2 separate regions of the Homo sapiens genome follow, and region 1 is linked to region 2. A link is a loop called in an ENCODE intact Hi-C map of the cell type or tissue named here. Cell type or tissue: mammary epithelial cell. All regions are shown on one strand.

Region 1 (5,000 bases), 110 kb after region 2:
ATCAATTACATAAAATGTGAAAGGTGGAAATAAAAGTATAGAGCTTTTGTACAAAGTCAAAATTAAGTTGTCAGCTTAAAATAGACATAACTAACTATTAGATGTTTTATGTAAACCTCATGGTAACCACAATGAAAAAAAAAATTAGTAGATACACAAAATCTAAGAGAAAGGAATCAAAGCATACTACTGAAAATACATTGTCAAATCACAAAGTAGACTGTCTAACAGAAGGAATGAATAAATTCCTAAAAGCATATAGCCTACCAAGACTGAATCATTAAGAAATACAGAATCTGAGCAGAACACTAACAAGTAAGGAGACTGAATCAGTAATAAAGTAAACCTTCCAATAAAGAAAAGCCCAGGATCAAATGGCTTCACTGCGGAATTCTACCAAACTTTTAAAGAAGAATTAATGCCAATTTTTTGTTAATGTTAACTTTTCCAAAAACTTGAAAAGCGGGTAATACTTACAAAATCATTTCACAAGGCCAGCCTTACCCTGATACAAAAGCCAGAGAAATACACTACAAGAAAAGAAAGGTACAGGCCAAAATTCCTAATGAACATAGATGCAAAATTCCACAACAGAATACTAGCAAACTGAATTTACCAGCAAATTAAAACATGACTGAGTTGGATCTATTCCAGGGACGCAAATAAGTGGAAAGATATTCCATGTTCATCAATTGGAAGAATTAATATTGTTGAAATGTCCATACTACCTAAAGCCACATACAGATTTAATGTAATGCCTATCAAATTTGCAATAGCATTTCCCCAAATTCATATGTAACTACAAAGGACTTTGAATAGCCATAATAACCTTGAGCAAGAACAAACTTGGAGGCATCACATTTCCTGATCTCAAAATACACTACAAGGCTATAGTAAACAAAACAGTATGATACTGACATAAAAACAGACATACAGAGCAATGAAACACAATAAAGATCTCAGCAATAAATCCACATATTTATAGTCAACTGATCTTCAACAAGCATGCTAAGAAACAATGGGGAAAGGGCAGTCTGTTCAACAAGTGATGCTGGGAAAATTGTATATCCACACTCAAAAAAATAAAATTGGACCCTTATCTTACACCACATACAACAACCAACTCAAAATTGATTAAATACTTAATACCTGAAGCTTTAAAACTACTGGAAGAAAACATAAGGGAAATGCTTTTTGACATTGGTCTGGGTAATTACTTTTTGGACATAACTCCAAAAATATAGGCAACATGAGCAAAAATAAACAGGTGGGATTGTGTGAAACTAAAATGTTTCTGCATAGCAAAGGAAACAATTAGCAGAGTGAAGAGACTACCTATGAAACAGGAAAAATTTATTTCCAAACCATGCATCTGATAAAAGGTTAATATCCAAATATATATGGAACTCAAACAACTCAATAGCAAACAACAACAACAAATAAGCCTACTTAAAATTGGCTAAAGAATTTAATATATGTTTCTCAAAAGAAGACATACAAGTGATCAACAGGTAGATGAAAAGGTGCTCAATATCACTAATCATCAGAGAAATGCAAATAAAACCACAATGAGATATCACTGCACAACTGTTACAATGGCTATTATCAAATGTGAAAAGAGAAGAAGTATTGGCAAGGATGTGGAGAATAGAGACCTCTGTGCACTGATGGTGGGAATGAAAATTTGTACAACTATTACAAAAAACATAATGGAGGTTCCTCAAAAAATGAAAAAATAGAATTATCATATGATTCAGCATCTTACTTCTGGGTGTATATCCAAAGGAAATGAGATCAGTGATTGGGAGAGATATCTGCACTCCCATGTTCATTACAGTATTATTCACAACAGCAAATATACATAAACAATAGAAGTGTCATTCACAGATAAATGCGTAAAGAAAATGATATATATACACACACATGCACACACACAATAAAATATTATTTAGCATTTTTTTTTAAAAAAAAGGATATCATGCCATTTGTGACAACACAGATTAACCTGGAAGACATTATGCTAAGTAAAATAAGCCAAACATAGAAAAACAAACACTGCATAATCTCACTTATATCTGGAATCTAAAAATTAAAACTCCTAAGAGCAGAAAGTAGAATGGAGGTTACCAGTGGCTGAGAGTAGGGAAAATGGGGAGATGTTGATCAAAGTGTACAAAGTTTCAGTGATGCAGTATGAATAAGTTATCTCAATTTAATGTACAGCTAGTAACTATAGTTAATAATACTGTATTGTGCACCTGAAATTTGCTAAGAAAATAGATCTTAAGTGTTCTCACCACACACACACAAAATATGGCTACTATGTAAGATGATCAATATGTTAATTGGCTTGATTATGGCAATCACTTCACAATGTATGCTTACATCGAAACATCGTGTTGTACACTTTAAATACATACAATTTTTTGTCACTACATCTCAATAAAACTGAAAAAAGTGGGATTCAGAATAGAATCTCTAAGAATAAAGATGGAGTATTTTACTGTGTCTTCTCATAGTCTAATCTGTGTCTTGAGATCTTGAGGATGTCAGTAAGCCAGAATAAAATTCTTGACCGCCTAAGACCATTCATTGGCTGGAATTTGTTTGGTTTTCTTATAAAAGGAATTGTCTTTCCAAATATCTTTAAAACCAGACAGCCAACAACTTAATTGTCATCAGCTGTATCGAGATGGCCCCACGCATACACAACATGTTTCTTTGGATTCTTATTATTTGCCACTTATGGAAAAATGACTATAATAAAGGGCTGAAGTACTATAATATTTTTAGGATGATGATGAATTTCTTCATAATCCTGGGGCAGTGATATTCAATCCTAAATCAAAAACAAAGTTGCTAAAAAATGTCCAACCTTTCTCCAGACTAAATGAATCAGAATCAAGGGTTAGGTTTAGGTATCCATATGTATTAATTGAAAGCTTCACAAGCAATTCTGATACATAGACTGAATTGAGAACCACTAATTTAAAGAATTCTGAGAATATATCTTCATAAAAATCATGCACATATAATAGAAAATACATATTTTAAATTAAGCCATTTTTCTCAAACCTATTACACTTTTCAAAAAGTTGTTCCCACACTGTAGACTCATCACAATATACATTCAACTTTGATCTTAAACTATGATTTTCTTTTTTTTTTTTTTTTGAGGCAGAGTCTTGCTTTGTTGCCCAGGCTGGAGTGCAGTGGCACGATCTCAGCTCACTGCAGCCTCCGCCTCCTGGGTTCAAGTGATTTTCCTGCCTCAGCCTCCCATGTAATTGGTATTACAGGTGCCCAACACCACACCCAGCTAATTTTTGTATTTTTAGTAGAGACAGGGTTTCACTATGTTGGTTAGGCTGGTCTCAACTCCTGACCTCGAGCAATCCATCCTCCTCAACATCCCAAAGTACTGGGATTACAGGCGTGAGCCACTACGCCTGGCCTGATCTTAAACTATGATTCTTAAGAGTTTCTCAGTTGATATTAACCTACTTAAATGTGTAACTCTTGTTTTCTTGCCAACAGACACCATATATAGTTCAAGAGAAAATTAGCCTTACTGGAGTTTCCTAACTTGCTTTAATCAAATTTCGACTGTTAACCATATTGGAGAAAAGCGCTAGTGTCAGTGAATGGACACATTATCCCCATGTTCCCCTGACTGGACACCATGGGGCTCTAAGCTGTGCCTTCCAGTCCTCCCCATATTACAACTCACGAGGGAGGTAGATGACATGTCCTAGGGACTACCAGGAAAGGAAAGGCTTTCCACTTCTGTGGCTAAGGCAGAGTGTGAACAAATTATGCAAATGAATACAGAGAGTGGGCTCCACTCTTGCTTTTTAGCCAAGCAAGGTCTCTGATGGAAGTAAGGAAGACACTGTGCTTACTTAACTTGTTTGCATAGTGCACATTCCTGCAATTCTCAGCATGGCCAAGTTAATTTTGTTTCCCCCCTCCCCAGTGTTCTTTTCCTTTCCTAAAAACTTTTCTTTAAGGGAAGCTAAAATGTGACATGCATAATATGGATCATTGAATTTGTCAATTACTCACTGAATAACCACACCAAATACAAATTACGTGTCAAGTTCAATACCAGGGATCTGAGGGATGCAGAAATGACTCATTATAGAGCTAATCTTAACATGTTCTCATACCATTTAAAGAACTGAAAGAGACAGATGTGCACACAGGTAGGTTTCAGTGTTATAAGGGCTACAATGAACTTTGAAGCACATTTGAGACATCACAGAAGAAATGGCTAGCCATCTCTTCAAGAGATGAGGATAGTGTGGCAAAAATTGCACTGTGCATGAACAGGAATTGAGACAAAACCTGAAAAACTGTCCTGTTCATTTTTTCTAACTTTGGGCTTAAGGAAGGCAATTGTCTGCCTTGAAATGGATGTATCAGTGAGGCATCAGGAGACTACAAGTTCAAAGTTCTTCAAACTCACTGTCTGTAAGTATTTTAAAATGGTTGCCTCACGGCCTTTTTCCTTAAGTTAGAGATACCCAAATATCTCTGTAGGTCAAACAGATCCTGTGGTGAAAATTTAGAATGGTACTATGTTGTCTAAAAGTACATTTATAAATGCAGGCATATGGTTATAATGACTTTATTTCTAATCCAAATGCCTTATAACATGACTTATTTTGGATTATATTTAGAGGCCTGGCATGAATTAATGGGAAAAGCTGTTTGTGAATTATTCAAATATAACAGGTGGTCTGGCAGGGCCTGTTAAAGGGGATTCTCAGTCTTATTGCCAGAGAGTAAACTCTGCACAGACTTGCAGGCCTGCCTGGATTCCATAATATCTGCAGCAAAAGGTTATTTCAATTTGTATTTTAGGAAGCCTTAAAAACTATTGAGAGGAGAAAAAAATATACTGTGAAAATCAATGGACAGGGTTAGCAAATAGTTAAACTAGGAATGTGTAGTGTGTTTATGTACATGAGTATACACATGGCCCACTCCCAGTTACC
Region 2 (5,000 bases):
CCACAGCAATTATAGTAGAGATTTTTCTCTCACTAATTTTGCATTAAACATAGCTTTGTATTCACCAACAAAAGTATTTTCAAGACCTCATTTTATTCTTCAGAACATCCTATTAACAACGGTAAAGCTCTATAGACATTTAAATAATAACAGACCTCTCTTACAGAGTTATTAATGTCTCAGTTGACAAAGCTTCTGCATAATAGAAGGAACATTTTAAGGACACTAATTTTTCTTACTAGCTACCAGTTAGAGAAACATCTAGAAGTCAGAACACATGAAGATGTGTACAGGATTGATTCCCTATCTATATTAACTTTTCCTGAGTATTCATAAAGGGATACAGCCTCTCCCTCTTTTCCCCATCCCTTTTACACTTGAGCTATGGAACGGTAAAAAGTAAAACACTATCTTCCTAAAACAAATATGACAACACCAGGGTAAAGAGGCCAAGATTCTTGAGTCTTTTTAAAGTTCTTAACGTGGAGAGAAATGTGAGGTGTCTATAATACATGTATCTTTCTCTGTTGAACAATCACGCCTTTAAAAGTTAATTTTAATCCTTCACATACTAATCCCTCAAATACTATTGAGAATATTCGATACATTTTGGATATCTATACTTATCCTACCATAAAATGTTTCTTTCAAAGTCATATATAATTTTCATAATGTATTTTAACTAGTTCCCTTCACTTTTTTTTTTTTTTTTTTTTGAGACGGAGTCTCGCTCTGTTGCCCAGGCCGGAGTGCAGTGGCGCGATCTCCGCTCACTGCAAGCTCTGCCTCCTGGGTTCATGCCATTCTCCTACCTCAGCCTCCCGAGTAGCTGGGAATACAGGTACCCGCCACCATGCCTGGCTAATTTTTTGTATTTTTAGTAGAGACGGGGTTTCACCGCGTTAGTCAGGCTGGTCTCGATCTCCTGACCTCGTGATCCGCCTGCCTCGGCCTCCCAAAGTGCTGGGATTACAGGCGTGAGCCACCGCGCCCGGCCCACTTTGTTTCTTAGAAGCATTGTGGTAGAGTAGGAAAGATTTCACACAGTTAGTGTTCAAGGAAACAGGTCTAACAGTTCCTGATTCTGCCTTATTTGTTTGGCAAGTTGGATAAATTACTTAACATCTCTTAGTCTCAGTCTTTTTATATGGAGAATGTGACATAGTCTTCCTGCATGAATTGTCGTGAGGATTTAATAGGAAAACAGATTAAGTTCCTGCATATAGTAGACGGAAAATAAATCTGTTCTAATTATATCCATCAAAGTTTGGGATAATAGCATTTAGCAGCCTATATAGCCTGACAAGAAAAATATTACTATTTGTGAAATAATGAACTGGACATCCAACCAAAGGATCAAAAGGGGTTTAGACCCTGATTTAAGAATCATTAACACTTTCCACATTAGTTTCCATAGCAGGGGGATTGATCTATACTTAACAAATCAATTCAACAAAAATATTCTAAAGACTTTTAAATATGCAAGGCAATGTACAGGACTATAAGGGGATCAAATGTAAACAAAACATAGCATTTAGTCCTGAAAGAGCTTATAATCTAGATAATTATAAATACCTCCATAATCCAATTTCAAAAGCATTTATGAAGGACCTAAAATAGTCAGTACTAATTTAGAGATAAAAGAATGAGTAAGACATAGAGTCATTCATAAGGATGTTCATAGATGAGAGCATATTTATGATGCACTGTGGCGAGTGCTATACTCAGAGATAACTTTTTGGTGACCTCATTTAAATCCACCAACTAAAACTGGTCACGAAAAATATTCACAGATTTATACAGCTGACAATAAAACATGCTTTGTGCAATTGCACTGACTCACTCCATTTTACAATAGGTTGTTTGTGCATTTTTTTTTAACTTAAAAGAATTGACAAACAACTGCCTGTGTTCACAGATAGTCAGGGGAACTTGGATCACCCATAATGCTTCAACCTCTGAATGACTCAAGAGTGGAATTTCAGTTTTGCTTTCTTTGGCCTGGAATGTTTAAACATTAGTTTCTAATATTGGAGCATACATCTTGTGAGAGCTGTAGAATGTAAACACAATCTCATGGTCCTTGCAGAAGAAGGAAATGGACAGAAGAAAACATCAACATTTACTAGGTGAATCCACTTGGGGTGAAAGGGGTGCTCTATTTTTCACTTATCTCTAATGCTTTGGGGTTGGCAACATTTCTCCTTTCTGTTGCAAATAATTGTGGTGACTAACCACGGAGTCATGGAGCCTCAGGAGCCTCAAAGAGTGAGGAGTGACTAAGCAACTGAACAGAAAGGTGCGGGGAGGTCAGTTGATGACTAAACTAACAACATATACAAGGTAACTTAAGAGTCATGCCAAGGAGACAGAACAAATACTTCCAAGGAAGTAACTCATAATATATCCATCAAAAGACATGTATTTAGGAAAGCCAAGGAATTCATTTGGCTAGCTTTGATACTTAGTATTTTGTTCATTTAATTTGATAAGTGTGGTTTGTAATTAAACTATAAAAATATTCATTTATTCATTCAAAAAATATTTTTAAAATATTTCCTCTCTACCAGGTACTAGGGGCTATAATAGTGAACAAGACAGACAAAACTTCTGCTTTCATGAAGCCTGCATTCCAGAGAAGGAGATGCAAAATAATCATATAAATTGATACACACACAATATAATGCCAGGTGATTATAAGTACTATGAAAATTAAAGCAGCTAAAGAGATAGAGACTAATGTAAATGCTATTTTAGAAAAAACTGTCAGGAAAGCTTGCTCTGATGATCATTTGGAACATATCTGTGAGAAGGGAGGAAGTGAGTCATAGCAAAACCTGGAGGATGTTTATGCCAGGCAGAGGGAAGAGCAAGTTCAAAGGTGCTGAGATGGAGTATACTTGGCATGCTTAAGAGAGGGCAAAGAATGCCACTGTATCTATAATGATGTAAAAAAAGAGTGACAATGAATTCAAAGATAGCCACTGGCCAATGCAGGAAGGGCCTTGTAGAACATGGAAAGGACTTGGGTTTTATTTTAAGTATAAGAGGAATGCTTTGGAGAGTTTTAAAAATAAGAGAGCCCCAAGTAGCATTTGTACCAGAGGTATCACTCTGGCATTTTGGTGTTCAAGTCTGGGAGAATGAAGTGGTGTGGAGGCAGAGAGGCAGAATGGAGGCAGGAAGGCAGGGAGGAAGATGTTGAGGCAGTCCACTGAAAGGCGACGGCACAGTGTTGGTGGTGGAAGTGGTAGAATTTTTTTCCCTTAAGTATCTATTTGGTAAGTAGAACTAACAAAATTTACTGACTGACTAGATGTGAATTATAAACGAATGTTCATGAGTTAAGGGGCATGATCCCTAGTTATGAGCTTGAGCAAACACATGAATGGTGGTACCATTTAACCATATGTGGAGACAACATAAGAGAAGCAAGTTTAGGGTGGATTAATTATCCAGAGACAAGTTTTTATAAATCAGTTTAGTCACCTCTTTTTATCCATAAGGCTAATTTTACTATTCAATGTTGATTTATATTTCAAAAATGTAAGGCAGTGACTGATGACTCATCTCCTTGTGATCCCCCAAAGGGAAGTGGTCTTGGAAAGTTTCATATTTTAGGCTAATGTCATAGTCATTTATTATGAGATAAGCTCTGGCTAATCTCTACTATCCTTCACTTACTGAATAGGGAAACACTGAAAGCCTTTCCACTCAGATCTGGAACAAGACAAAGATGTCCACTTTTACCACTTGTATTCAACATAGTACTGCAAGTCTTTGTAAAAACAATTAGGCAATAGAAAGAAATACATGGCATTCAAATTTGAAAGAAAGAAGTCAAATTATCCTTACTTGCTGATGACACGATCTTATACATAGAAAAATCTAAAAACTCCACCAAAAAACTCTTAGATTTGATAAATGAATTCAGTGAAGTTGCAGGATAATAATCAACATACAAAAATTAGTAGCATTTCTATACACAAATAATTAACTAGCTCAGAAAGAAATCCCCTTTACAATAGCACAAAAAATAGAATACCTATGAATAAGTTTAACCAAGGAGATGAAAGATCTCTACAAGGAAAACTATAAAACACTGATGAAGAAAGTTGAAGAGGATGTACACAAATGAAAAGACATCCCACACTCATATCATACATTGGAAGAATTAATATCATTAAAATGACCATACTGCCCAAAGCAATTGACAGATTCATTGCAATCCCTATCAAAGTACTAATGTCATTTTTCACAGAAGTAGAAAAAAGATCCTAAAATTCATATGGAACGAAATAGAGCCCAAGGAGCCAAAGCAATCCTAATCAGAAAGAACAAAGTTGGAGGCATCACACTACTTGAGTTCAAATTGTACTACAAAGCAATAGTAACCAATACAGAATGGTACTGGCACAAAAACAAACACATACACCAATGGAACAGAATAGAGAGCCCAGAAGCAAACCCATGCACTTACAGCCAACTCATTTTTTACAAAGGCACCAGGAACATACATTGGGGAAAGGATAGTCTCTTTAATAAATGGTGTGGGAAACATGGATATTCATATTCAGAAAAGTAGATACCCATCTTTTACCATATACAAAAATAAACTCAAAATGGATTAAAGACTTAAATATAAGACTTGAAAGTATAAAACTACTAGACAAAAACATTGGGGATATGCTAGGGGACATTGCTCTGAGCAAAGATTTTTTGGTTAAGACCTCAAAAGCACAGGCAACCAATGCAAAAACAGATAATTGAGATTACATTAGGCTACAAAGCTTTTGCACAGCAAAGGAAACAGTTAACAAAGTGAAGAGACAACCTACAAAATGGAAGAAATTATCTGCAAATGATCTACCTGACAAGGTGATATGGTTTGGCTCTGCATCCCCATCCAAATCTCATGTCGAATTGTAATCCTCAATGTTGGAGGAGGGGCCTTGTGGGAGGTGACTGGATCATGGGGGCGGACTTCCCTCTTGCTGTTC

Evidence for each region. Peaks named below come from ENCODE experiments on the same cell type or tissue, not always from the same donor. Only the 100,000 strongest peaks of a DNase experiment are listed, where the experiment ranks them.
Region 1: it touches region 2 in a loop (2.6-fold over the local background); 1 of 110 quality-filtered maps calls a loop at or near these places.

The regions. Positions count from the first base shown.
Region 1 is chrX:29,554,822-29,559,821 of GRCh38, reverse strand. All of the region lies in intron 5 of IL1RAPL1 (interleukin 1 receptor accessory protein like 1), which reads right to left. Among named protein-coding and RNA genes, the nearest start is that of MIR4666B, 17 kb to the left of the region's middle. In mammary epithelial cell, no CTCF peak of the experiment used is centred here; no DNase peak of the experiment used is centred here.
Region 2 is chrX:29,660,120-29,665,119 of GRCh38, reverse strand. The region is part of intron 5 of IL1RAPL1 (interleukin 1 receptor accessory protein like 1); the gene reads right to left. Among named protein-coding and RNA genes, the nearest start is that of MIR4666B, 88 kb to the right of the region's middle. RefSeq lists an enhancer at 2,145-3,344. In mammary epithelial cell, no CTCF peak of the experiment used is centred here; DNase peaks (open chromatin) are centred at 1,889, 2,239 and 2,829; H3K4me3 peaks cover 130 bases; H3K27ac peaks cover 3,169 bases.